Linked DNA regions of Homo sapiens: region 2 is linked to region 1. A link is a contact called in ENCODE Hi-C or POLR2A ChIA-PET data. All regions are on one chromosome and are shown on one strand. Each heading gives the region's core, a stretch centred on a gene start or an enhancer-like site at or near the end of the contact. The rest is flanking DNA. Distances are from core to core; before and after follow the strand shown.

What was found. A loop is a pair of places that touch in the nucleus more often than their neighbours do. ChIA-PET counts read pairs that join two places held with the same protein, here RNA polymerase II (POLR2A). Pooled maps may share reads with other maps.
Region 2: a loop to region 1 is called in a map of PC-3, with 4 times the contacts of the local background. The contact joins two enhancer-like sites. A Hi-C loop is called at or near these places in 15 of 168 maps with a recorded cell type or tissue (B cell, CD4-positive, alpha-beta memory T cell, CD8-positive, alpha-beta T cell and 12 more), 8 of 37 single-sample maps with no recorded cell type and 34 of 50 pooled maps. POLR2A ChIA-PET finds 5 or more read pairs at or near these places in 36 of 52 experiments (A549, A673, AG04449 and 28 more).

Annotation. Positions count from the first base shown.
Region 1 is chr12:57,861,185-57,867,837 of GRCh38, forward strand. No RefSeq gene overlaps it. Among named protein-coding and RNA genes, the nearest start is that of CTDSP2, 18 kb to the left of the region's middle. RefSeq lists a silencer at 4,032-4,391. Within about 2 kb of position 4,212, at least 34 of the 41 ENCODE cell types and tissues checked have a DNase peak (open chromatin) inside an H3K27ac peak, as active enhancers do; they include thyroid gland, where a contact is called at or near this core.
Region 2 is chr12:57,900,794-57,907,446 of GRCh38, forward strand. No RefSeq gene overlaps it. Among named protein-coding and RNA genes, the nearest start is that of GIHCG, 32 kb to the right of the region's middle. RefSeq lists an enhancer at 4,573-4,867. Within about 2 kb of position 4,663, at least 3 of the 41 ENCODE cell types and tissues checked have a DNase peak (open chromatin) inside an H3K27ac peak, as active enhancers do; they include thyroid gland, where a contact is called at or near this core.

The sequences.
Region 1 (6,653 bases), core at 2,962-5,461:
GCACTCGGCCTTCAAATGATCCTTCTGCCTCAGCCTCCCGAGTAGCGGGAACAAGAGGTTCTGACTACCATGCCTGGCTTAAGATTTTAAACAGGAAGGGTGATCACTTCGGTTCACTTTATTTTATTTATTTATATTTTGAGACTGGGTCTCGCTCTGTCACCCAGACTGGAGAGCAGTGGCACAATCACGGCTCACTGCAGCCTTGACTTCCTGGGCTCCAGGGATCCTCCCACCTCAGCCTCCTGAGTAGCTGGGACCACAGGTGCACACCACCAAGCCTGGCTAATTTTTGTATTTTTGGTAGAGACAGGGTTTTTCCCCTTGCTGCCCAGGCTGGTCTCAAACTCCTGAGCTCAAGCAATCTGCCCACCTTGGCCTCCCAAAGTGCTGGGATTACAGGCGTGAGCCACCAAAAGGGGCCTTCAGTTCACTTTAATACTTACTGAACATTTATGTAATGCACCTGCCCCAGGTTACATAGCCTGGGGGTATAGTCGCAATGAGTCACCTAAAATACATAGCCTCTGACTCTAAGCTGTAATAACTCAGCTCTCATGCATGACTCCACAGTCTTTTCCTGACGTCCTGGGACTATTTTCTGTGTGCTTCTATATGGTCATTCTATGCCGCCTCACAGATGTTGCTGATAGCACTCCTCCTGGCTGAGAAGGCTGCTCCTGTCATCTCATCAGGCAGCCCCTGAGTGTAGCTCGGCCAGGCTTCTGTGATTACAAGCCACAGAAACCAACTCTGGCTAACTTAAGCAGAAAAACAATTTATTGGAAGGTTATTGGGCAGCTCATAGATTCAACAGCTACACTCTACCCTTCTTCTGTGCTGGTAAAGGCTTGATTTTGTCCTGAAATTTACGTGCCCTGTACCCAAGGAAGGAGACCCCCTCCTCAGCCACAGGGGATAATGTTGATGAGTCTCAGCCAACCAGGGCACTTCCTGCCTCTGTGCCAGTGATTGGTTTAGGTTTAGGCATGTGAGGCAGCGCTGGCCAAGGACACACAAGGGGAAGCCCGCTAGGCCAGGGTTTTCGGAAAGAATCACAGAGAAGCTGACTTTATTAAAGGTGGAATTAATGCTCTCTGCCTCTAAAAAATAATATACTTGCCCATTGTGTAAGGTGCTTTTAGTTGGTCTTCTGTGCTTTCAGTTGAAAGGTTCTGACACATGAAGGCTAGCTATTTTTCCTGGGTAGCAGGTGGGGCGAAAGATGGGAAAATAAGCTGATGGCTAAAGGGTGAAATGAAAAGAGTTTGCAAAATAAAGGAGCTGATGCATTTTTGAAGGCAGAAGAATTACCTAATAGAAAAGAACTGATTGAAAATGTTAGAGAGAAGGGGACTAACTCAGGGAGAAGGAGGCCACCACTCATCAAGCAGACACTTGCCATATGCCAGGCACTGTGAAAGGGGGTGGGATACAGTGATGGACAGAAATACGAGGTCCCTGCTCTTAGGGAAACTTTCAGTCTGGGTGGGGTAGAGAGACAATGAACATGTAAGTAACAAAATAAACAGGATAAGATAATGGGAAGTAATTTGGCGGGGCGGGGGGCAGTTAATTTTGATAGAAGATGGTCAAGAAAGTCTCCTCTGAAGAAGAGGAGATCCGCCCAACTCGGCCTCCCAAAGTGCTGGGATTACAGGCGTGAGCCATCGAGGGGGGCCTTCAGTTCGCTTTAATATTTACTGAACATTCATGTAATGCACCTGCCGCAGGTTACATAGCCTGTGGGTACAGGGATGGGCCAGCCACATGAAGAAACTTAGGAGGACTCCAGAAGACATCTCAGGGCAACTGTGGGCTCTGTCCTGACTACAGCAATGGAAGTCCAATGTCCATTCAGAAAAGGGAAAGAAATGGCAGCAAAGTTTGCCTTGGAGGCTCCTGCAGGCCAGGAATGACAGAGCAGCTGGAGAGATATATTTTCCCAGGGCTGGCATGGATATCACCTCCCCTGTGGCAGGACAGGTTGGGAACCCTGGTGTTGCTGACTTTCTGGAAGCTGGAGAGGTTTGAGTGGAATATTTGGAGTGCATTATATACCATAGGTGGCTTGTGCTGGCCACCTATGGTCTATAATTTGGTTGGATGTCCTTGATTTTCTACTGATAAATAGATCTGCTACTTGATTTTCTACTGTGGGTTTGAGGGAGGATACTTGGGGCCAGCAGATGAGTCACACCTCTGATCCTTACATGCCCAGCTGCCTCTGTCTCCCCTTGCCCATGCAGTCTGGAATTCCAATCTGCTCCCCTGTTTAACATCTCATCCAGTCAATAAGCGCCTCTGAAGTCTTTACTTTGTGAGTAGCATCTTTGACATGTTTGTGTCGGGTGGATACCATGACAGAAAGACAAGACTTGGCCTCAAGGAGTTTGCTGGTCAAATTCGAGAACACTGCATCTGAAACAATTTATCAGTAGAAAATCAAGGACATTCAACAGAGGTATAGACCATGGGTGGCCATCACAAGCCACCTATGGTACACAGTGCACTGGTTTATATACCATCTACTGCATTAGTCCCAGCCTCCCAAACTGGCACCAACAGTCCTCTTCTCCTTGCCCACTACTCCCTTCTTCCCTCCAAGATCCCTTTGGAGGTGATCCATCAAGTTGGAGCCTGACACATAATTTCTGCTCATCGTGTGTGGCCTTCCTCCAGTTTCCTGGGGATGTGAAGGAGGAGGGAGGGACCTGTCAGCTGGATGGAGACTTCTTTGCCCAAAGTTGATAGTACCACAGTGGGGCTCTTCACAGGCAGCCATTTTGAGACCTGTCCAGCACAAGGTTCTAGTTTTGGGGGTCCTGTCACTTAAATAAGAAAATATTGAGTGCTTGCCTTGTGCCAGTGTCTGTTTGAAGAGGCAGACCACTGTCACTTTTCTTGTATTATCTAATTCAGTCCACACAACAATTGCCTTTGGTGGGAATTTTAATTATTCCATTTTACAGTTGGAGAAACTAAGGTACAGAAAGATAAAGTCACTTATCCTTATCAAACAACTAGTAAGTAGTGGAGCCACGATTTGAACCCAAGCAGACTGCCTGCAGCATCCCTGGTCGGCACCCCTGTGCACACTGCCAAATTGTCTTATTCTAGGAATTTCCCTTCCCTGCGCCATGACATATTAAAAACTCAGCTAGAGGTCATTTTGAGCAAGGAACCCTTCTCCACCCTGCCTTTCCATGAGAGGGAGTTGGGATCCCAGAGAAGAGGAATTCCAGAAGAGGCACTGCCACTTTGGCTATTTTTCCTGCATGTTCCCCAGGCAGGGAGCGCCAGCTTTTGATTTGCCAGGTGTCTCTCTGTTCTTCTAATTAACACCAGATCCAGCCTTTAGCCAGAGCCCTGCCTATAGCTGGAATCCACCACCATGCGGCTCAGGGGCCAGTTCGCTGTGACTGCCACAGAGGACAAAGCAAGTGCTAACTCGGGGTGGAGTCTTCTGTAATGATGCTCCCTTTGCCTCATCCATAAAAAGCTCCACTCAGATCTACCTCGTTTGTGGTGGAGGCCAGGGTGGCAGAGTGTGCAGGAGAAGGCAGAATCAGGCTGAAACAGCTCCTCTTTGCCTCCCTGGATTCTTTTCCAAAATGCTGTCAGCACTGCCAGTTGGAAAATATTTTTCTCCCTCCCTTTGTCTTCTTTCTTATTAAGAAAAAAAAAAAAGCCATCTGGTGTCAAATTCACTCCTGGCACATCATAAAGGGTAGCACTAAAAATGTCCCCGAAAAACTAAAAGCAAAACCACAGTAGTACACATGGGATTTAATCTCAGCATCCTAGAATTTCAGAGTTGATAGGGCCCTCTGAGATCAAACCCTTCCTGTAGACGGGAGGAAACTGAGGCCGGGAGGGATTATGTTATTCTTTCAAAAATGTTTACTGAGCGCCTACTATGTTCAAGACACTCTTCAGGCGCCGCAGATGAATCACGAACACAACAGTGAGGCAGAAATCCCCGCCTCCTTGGAGCTTTCCGTGGGAGGTTCTTGCCTCGGCCCTCGGGCCTGCGTCTGCCGCCGTTTTTAAACGGCCCCGAAGTTGGGAGCTCTGGCTGGGCCACCTCCGGGCTGGGGGCCCGGCCTGGGGCCGCCCCTCTTTTCCCGCCCGGAGCCGCAGTGTCCAGAGGGGCGAAGTTTGCGGCCACCGCCGGCCGTGCAGTCTCCCGCGCTTCCCCCGCCGGAGCGCCGGCCCCGCATTCCTCCGGGTTGAGCAACAGCTTTTCCTCCGAGGGCGGCTGGCCGGGCAAGGCGGGGCCGCCAGCGCTGGGGCCCTCGCGGGGCGCGGCCCGAGTGTCCGGGGCCTCTGGCAGCGCCCCGGGTTTAAGTGGAGCGCGGCCGCCAGACCCTCCCCGGGGAGCCGAGCTCGGAGAGGGGGGCCGCAGAGCCCAGGCCCCAGCCTGCCCTTCCTGCAGCGCCGGCGGGATTGCCGAAAGACCAAGCGGGTGCCAGGCCTCACCCGACCTTGATGTTGGCGTTAGTCCGGGTTGACCGCCCACTCTGACGCTCTATACAGAGAGCTCCTTTGCTTCCATTTTTACTCCAATCCTGGAAATTCTTTGTCGATGAAAAGGGGACAGTTTATAGTGAACTCCAAAAGAGGGGTCCTAACCTAACCCAGCTCTTTGAATTTAAACACTTACAATAATCATATGTGTGTGTGTGTATGTGTGTGTATATATATATGTACACATACATCTGTGTACACAGACGTATGTGTATACATACATATATATGTATGCATACATGTATGTATGCATACATGTATGTATGCATAGATGTATGTGTATATATGTATGTATACATATATACACTCACACACACATATATACATACATATTTGAGACAGAGTCTTGTTCTGTCCCCCAGCCTGGAGTGCAGTGGCATGATCTCGGCTCACTGCAACCTCCGACTCCCGGGTTCAAGCAATTCTCCCACCTTAGTCTTTGAGTAGATGGGACTACAGGTGCGTGCCATGCCAGGCTAATTTTTTTATTTTTAGTAGAAACAGGGTTTCACCATGCTGGCCAGGCTGGTATTGAACTCCTGGACTCAAGTGATCTGCCTGCCTCGGCCTCCCAAAGTGCTGGGATTACAGGCATGCACCACCATGCCCCACCCTTCATATTTTTCTTTTCCTGCCTCTTAAATCTTGAGCTTAGGTCTTGAATTTTTTTAGCTTTATTTTATTTTAGTATACTTTTTATTTTGGAAAATTGTTAGATGTACATAAAAGTTGCAACAATAGTGTAGAGAATTCCCATGTACTCTTCACCCCGCTTCCCCCAAAATTAGTATCTTACCTAACCATGGTACGTTTGTCAAAATGAAGAATTAACATTGGAACAATGCTATTAACCAAACTACAGACTTTATTTGGATTTCACATGTTTCCACTCCTGTCCTTTTTGTGTTTCAGGATTCAGTCTGGGCCATCATCTTGCATTTAGGGGTTTGAAGCCTTTTAGTATGTAATCCAGATTTCATTGTGTAGAGTCTCTCCCCTTGGCAATGAGGCAGGAGGCAGAGTCCCTGGCACTGGATTGACCTCCCTGTCCTTGTCCTGATGGCCCAGGAAACACCTCGAGCCCTGGATATCCTGAGAATGCTCTTAAGGGATTCCTGCTGGGTCTGCCTGCTGGCTCTGGTAGCACCTGGTATAAATCTGGATCCCAAGGCCTGCACCTGGTCCTACTGGATGGAGACAAGGAAGTCCATGGGGTTCTTTAGAGAACACTCAGAGCTAAGGAGGTAAGCAGGTGCATGACCTCCCTGTCTTTTTTTTTACTTTTTATTTTTAAATTGAGATAGGGTCTTACCCTGTCACCCAGGCTGGAGTACAGTGGTGTAATCATGGCTCACTGCGGCCTCAACCTCCTGAGCTCAAGTGATCCTCCCACCTCAGCTTCCTGAGAAGCTAGGACTATAGGCATGTGCCACCATGCCTAGCTAATTTTCTTTCTTTTTTTTTGTTTGTTTGGAAGAGACAGGGTCTCCCTATTTTGCCCAGGCTAGTCTTGAACTCCTGGGCTCAAGTGATCCTCCTATCTTGGCCTCTCAAAGTGCTGGAATTATAGGTGTGAGCCACTGTGCGTGGCCGACTCCTACTGTCTTTAGGCATTTTGAGACCTGCTATAATTTTGGAAGTGACTAGAGTTTTACCTGAAGGCACTCCCTTCTGTTTGGTTGTGGGAGGGATCCAGATACCTGGAAACACCTGTATGGCCAACTCAAGTAGCTGGGAAGAAGCCTATGGTAGATTTCTAGTAACTACTCCTGCAGAAACCCCGATTCTTAGCTGAACACTGTCAGGAACTGTAAAGGGTCTGAGATTTTATCCTACTTACAAGCTAACAAATTAGCCCACCAGTGTCATAGCTTGTGATAGAAGCCCAGACTCCTAGGTCAGAGATGAAGGACAGTTTATTATTCACAGCAACAGCAGTAGCAAGAGTATCAGCTCTAATTCCCACAGGATTTTGCAGAAAGGGCCTGGTGATGCCTGCACACACAGTGGATTGCATTTCAAGACAGGAACCCTGAACTTAGGGAACCCAGATTTTTTAGAATGGTCCATGTATATATATACTTTTTTTTTTTTTTGAGACGGAGTCTCGTTTTGTCGCCCAG
Region 2 (6,653 bases), core at 3,413-5,912, 40 kb after region 1:
GGGTTTCTCTAGGACATTTGCTTAGGAGTGGAATTACTGACTGGTTCATAGATTATGAGAATCTTCAATGAGATTGGAAGTATTCTCCAGGCCGGGTGCGGTGGCTCACACCTGTAATCCCAGCACTTTGGGAGGCTGAGGTGGGCAGATCACATGAGGATCAGGAGTTCGAGACAAGCCTGCCCAACATGGTGAAACCCTGTCTCTACTAAAAAAATACAAAAATTGGCTGGGCGCAGTGGTTCACGCCTGTAATCCCAGCACTTTGGGAGGCCGAGGCGGGCAGATCACGAGGTCAGGAGATTGACACCATCCTGGCTAACACGGTGAAACCCCTTCTCTACTAAAAATACAAAAAAATTAGCCGGGCGTGGTGGCGGGTGCCTGTACTCCCAGCTACTCGGGAGGCTGAGGCAGGAGAATGGCAAGAACCCGGGAGGCAGAGCTCGCAGTGAGCCGAGATCATGCCACTGCACTCTGGCCTGGGCGACAGAGCGAGACTCCATCTCAAAAAAAAAAAAAAAAAAAAAAAATGAGCTGGATGTGGCAGTGTGAGCCCGTAATCCCAGCTACCAGCTACTCCAGAGGCTGAAGCAGGAGAATTGCTTGAACCCAGGAGATGGAGGTGCAGTGAGCCGAGACTGCACCACTGCCCTCCAGCCTGGGTGACAGAGTGAGACTCTCTCAAAAAAAGAAAAAAAAAAAAGGAAAAAAAAAAAAAGTCTTTCCAAAGTGGTTATTGTAATTTACACTCTTATCCACAGTCAGTTACTCCACCTCCTCACCATCACTTGCTGTTGTCAAACTTTTAATTTTTGTGGAATTGATTGGTGTGAAATGCTTTCTTGTTGTGGTTTACATTTCTCTGATTACTAGTGAGGTTAGGCATCTTTTCACATATTTTATTTTTTTGCTATACGTATCTCTTCTTATGATAATTACCTTTGCCCATTTTCTTCTTTTGGAGTGCTTGTCCTTTCCATATTGATTATAGAATTCCATTAAATATTATGCTTACTAGTCTGTTATCAGTTAAATGTTTTGCAAATATCTTTCCCATCTGTTGATTCTTTTCACTTTTTTTTTTCTTGAGACGGGGTCTCAGTCTGCTGCCCAGGCTGTAGCACAATGGTGCGATCACAGCTCAGTGCAGCCTCGAACTCTTGGGCTCAGGTGATCCTCCTGCCTTGAGCTGGGAATACAGGCATACACCACCATGCTTGGCTATCTTTTCACTTTTAAAACGAGTGGACTTTTGATGAACAGAAGTTGATGTAATATAGTTGAGTTTTGTATTTAAATTTTTTATATTGTTAATTGCTCAGCTTGTACTTCTGTCAATAGTGTATAAGAGTGCCTGGTTTTCCACACTGCTGCCAACACTGGGCCTGAATGATTTTAATTTTTGTTAATCTGATAGGTGAAAATGGTGTCTCACTGTTTTGATCTGTCTTAATTATGGGTAAGCTTGAGCATATTTTCACAGGCTACTGGCCTTTTACATTTCTTTTTCTGTTTTCTTCATTTTTCTATTGAGTAGTTTGCTTTTTCCTAATTGATTTGTGAAGGCTTTCTGAATAGTAAAGAAATATACCCTGTTTCTGCTGTGTGTGTGGCTACATGCTGCATGTGTATCTCCTCACTGCAAGCCATTGATGATGGAACTAGAAAAACCTGAGCCTCTGTACCACATTTGCCCTCTTTAGCCCTTGAACACTAGCTGTGTTGCACAAGAATGTAAAAAGCTGCAATTGGAGGCTTTGTGGAAGTGGCAGGAGGAGCAATGTAGTTCTGTGTAAGTAGGAGCAATAGGGTAGGGAGTGTGTACACTGTGGAAGCCCATCTTCTATTAAAGGGTAAAACAAACAGAGACGGGAGAGAAAGTTTGAGTTGGAGCAATAGGAATGTGGCCTGCATTCTCATTTCTTAAGTGAAACGTTACTAATGCCCTGGTGAGGAATTCTGAAGTGCCTTGTGTAGCTTGGCTGCCCTTGGCTGGTGGTGAGAGTGGTGGAATGGAATAGTTCTGAGGGTCTGGCCTGTACCAGGCATGCAGCCCTGATGGAGGCTCAAGAAAGCTGACTTGCTCCAGGTCACAGGGCTGTCAGTGGCCAAGCTTGGATTCAACTCTGGGACTAGCTCGCTCTTCAGCCCTGTTGTCTGCAGCATACTAATGGTTCTACCATGATTAGTCTCAATTAGGGGAAGGCTTGGCTTTTATAAGGAGATTTGTCAGGAAAGCCTCATAACAAAAGAGTCAAATTAGAACATATTTTAAATAGATTGCCATCTCAACAGTGAAATTTCATATTTCTATGTTTTAATGTCAATAATTGGCTTAAATAGTCCCTCTTGGAGAACACAGGTAAATTAACAGTAATTATAATTGGGCTCTATTGAAAAAGAGCAATAGACTTAATAGTCCTGTTCATGCCTGAAAGAATGTTCAATGGAGAAACCAGCCAAGATTCCATTTTTCCCTGTCTTGCATTCAGTACAATTTGGATGACATTAAGCTTTCTCTTCACTCATTTACTCATCCAACAACTGCTTACCACATTCACATTCTGTGCCATTTTGTTAAGAGCTGAAAGAGTGGTGAACAGACCTAGGGCCTGCCCTCACAGAGCCTACAGTCTAGTGAGAGGGATAATCAATAAACAAGTAAACAAACAAAAAACAGCTGTTGTAAGTGCTGTGAGGGACATACACACGTGCTGCGACAGAGAATAATATGGGATTGACTTTAGTGGGCAGGTCAGGGAAGGTCACACACATTCTGTGGGTGATTGGGTACTAACATTTATTTTGGAGTTAAAAATACCTCCTACAGGTCTTTTGCTGCAGTGATGCCAGCGGGAGCATCAGGAGCTTGGGCTCAGAGCAGGACGCCTCGGATTGTTTTAAGAAAATGGCAGACGAACTGGGCATGGAGGAAATCGCTAGCTTTCATAAGGCCAAGCTAAGGAAAATGGGGATGCAGAACACCCTGCCAACCAACCCAAGAGACTGCTGAGCAGGAGAAGCGGTGTGAGACTTCCTAAGAGCCTGGAGGATTCCCGACCCCATCATCTTCCAGACTCCAGCTGCCATGTGGAAGAAGCTGATTATAGCAGGGTTTTTTTTTTTTTGCCATGCCATGAGGTGTGTTTTATTTTCAATAATCATACAATAATTTTCTATAATGGAAAATCATACAAATAATTTTCTATAATGAAAATAATACAAATAATTTTCTGTAATGAAAATTAATACAAATAATTTTGTATTAATCATACAAATAATTTTCATTAAAGAACATTATTTGCACGATTACTGAAAATAAAAAACACCTCATGACATGGCCAAAAAAACCCCCAAAAATCTTCCTATAATCAGCTTTGATATAAACAGTTTTCTTTTAACTGAGGAGAAAGCACCAGTATACAAAGAAGAAAAGCAGGGTGTGCACTTTTTTTCTTCTGGGGTCTACAAAATAAAAATAGCCATGAGGCTCCCTGGATAGTTTTTCTTGCTGATTGCAAACACCAGATACCCCGAGTGCAGTCTTTTCATGCAATCTGGATGTGCATCCTGGTTTTTCACGGAAATTTCTTCCTTGGGGTAAAAGATGACCACCCATATTTAATGGGAGGGCCCAAAAGCATTTAAGGGGAATATAAATTCCAGAGGTCTATCCAGAACTAACATGAAAAGCTCCTCTCTTGAATTTGCTGCCCATCAAGGCAAAGCATCTTCCTTGAAGCAGGTTTGAAGGATTTGCTTCCTCATCTCGCCTCCTCTTTTCGCACCTGCCAGTCCACAAGGGCTTGGGTGACAGCACCTGGCCTACACACTTTTCTAGGCACAGCAAAACTGTCCCCTACACGGATTTTCTTTAGTTCACAAACACATCTCCTCTCATTTTGGTTGTTTGAGCCACGGTGAGAATGCTGGGCTTTCAGGAATATAATTTGATGATGAAGGGATTCACCCTCTCTGCCCAGGACTTTTTTTTTTTTTTTTTTTTTTAAGATGAAGTCTTGCTTTGTCGCCCAGGCTGGAGTGCAGTGGCACCATCTTGGCTCACTGCAAACTCCGCCTCCCCGGTTCAAGCGATTCTCCTGCCTCAGCCTCCTGAGTAGCTGGGATTACAGGCGCCCACCACCACGCCCAGCTAATTTGTTTTGTATTTTTAGTAGAGATGGGGTTTCACCATGTTGACCAGGCTGGTTTGGAACTCCTGACCTCAAGTGATCCACCCGCCTTGGCCTTCCAAAGTGTTGAGATTACAGGCGTGAGCCACCGCGCCCGGCCTGTCCAGGACTTTTTGAAGGGGTTTTGTTTGTTTTGCTTTTAGGTATGTCTATTTGTTATTTTCTTAATAAAAACACCACTAGCGGCCAGGTGCGGTGGCTAACGCCTGCACTCCAGCCTGGGTGACAGAGACCCTGTCACGAAAAAAAAAAAAAATCTAAAGAAAGCCTCTCTTTCTAGCCAATGTTTAAAAGCTCTCAGTGTTGCTCCTCTCTCTTCCTACATTTCCTCTTCCTAAGCAAAGTAACATAAAAACTCTAGACAATTGGCAGGTATTTGTGTGTTCACCTGTGGGAGAGAGTTCACTTTTCAGGGAGCGGGAATAAAGGAAAACGATTGTCGAGTGCACGTGATTTAAATTAAGTCCTGGCCTCCATCAAAGTGGTGTTGGGAACCATCTGGTGGCCAGAAAGGTTTTAACACAGGCCAGGGCTCCCTGCTGTCCTCTCGTGGCAAGAGGTGGTATGACGCCCTAGGTAGGAATCCTTGCCCTGCGTTGTTCAGGATTACAGAAAAGATACAGATCAGGAAGGAAGGCAGTTAAAGTCAACGTTTACTTAATGCCCTAAAGCAGATGGGGCTCCGGGAGGAGCCAGGACAGCACCGACGCTGGCATGGTATCTGCAGTTACTGCCTGCTGCCCACAGGAGATTGACAAAAACCCCAAATATGACAATCCCAATTCATAATTTTGGGTGGAGCGGGGTGGAGTTTTATGACATATTCTCAATTAAAAATATCTTTATCCTGTTTTTGAATCATAGAATTTTAGAGCTGGAAAGGATCTTAGAAATGAGTCAATAAAATTTTATTGAGTTTTTACTATGTGCCTCTGTACTACGTGCTGTTAGGGACTTAAGGATGAATTAGATATGAATAAGCCCTGTCCTCAAAGAGTTAAAGGTGTAGCAGAAAAGTCATACAATAAAGCGAGTAAATGCCATGTAATGTGGTAGGTGCAATAACATTGGGAGAGCATGCGATACTGTGAGGACAGATGTCAGAATGGCCCCCTCTACCTGAGGTAAGTGAAGGCTTAAAAGAGAGGAGCTAGCACCTGACTTGTGTCTCAGAGAATGAGGAGTTTTCCAGGTAGGTGGGTAAGGGTGGGGATCAGAGAGGGAGGCCCAGGCAGTTGAGAAGCACACGCAGGCAGGTGGGACATTGCATTCGGCTGTAGCATATGGTATGAGGTAGGTAGCAGATGCTGCATAAATCCTTGCCGAATGAATGCATCTATGAATGATGATGGTGGGAATGGTGAGAGAGGAGGATGAAGAGGTTATGGGGGGTGGGGTGCAGGTCATAACACTAAGGAATTTGAACGTCATGCTAGAAGAGGTGAGGGAGGGTGTGGGTGGAGGGCCTTTGAAGGATTTAAGCAGAGGAGTGACATGATCATATTTATATTTTAAAAACAATTTTGGCAGCAGCGAGAAGGAGGCCGATAACTAATTAGTAGGCTACTGAAATAACCCAGTGAGTGATGATGAAATCCTAAGGCGGAGAAATGGGAACATTGAGGAAAGCATGGATTTGAGTACTGTTGGGAATACAGAATCGGTAGAGGCAATGAAAGAGAGAGAAGGGTCTAGGATGGCTGCCACCCAGAGTTTTGGCATGGGGTCTGCGTGGAGCAGATTTTGACAGGAAGGTAAAGAACATAGTGGTGGTGTTTGTGGCACCTCCAGGTCGATGTCTAGAGGGTATCTGAATACATGGGTCTGGGTTTAGGATCACAAAACTGAATGAAGGAAACCTGGAGAGTGTGTGGAGTGTGTGACCAGTGGGGAAAGTGGAGGATGAACTCTGGTGACCAAAGGATGGGTGGGGAGGGGCAGAAGAGGAGCTAGGAGAGGAGGAGAACCGAAGGGGAAACTGGCCTGGGGAGGTGTCCTTAAAGGGTCAGCCAACACTGGGCGAGAGTCCACCTAACAGGATCAGAAGCCTTGGCCAGATGGAATTGCTCTTGTGTTTTCTGCACCATGTGTTTGCTTATTTATTTGTTCAATGCTTGTCTTCATATTTAGTAAAAGGTTTTTCTTGTAACAGCACCCCTCTCTGCCCCAGGTTTCTGTTCCGTAGATGGAGGCTGGTCACAGTTAGAGTTGGAGTGGGCTCCCTGCCTCCGGGCCTCTCCCTTGCAACCCCTCTCCCACTGTGATCTCACTGGCTTGGCTCACATGTAGTTCTGATCACTTTTCCCCGTCACAATTGTTCATTCTCACTTTCTTAGTCTCCTTCTCTCAGGGCTCCCCACTGCCTGCAGAGTAGCTCTCAAGCCTTGCATTCAGAGCCCCTAAAATCTGATCCCAACTTTTTCTTCCTGCTTGAGCTCGGAATTCCTCCACTCACTT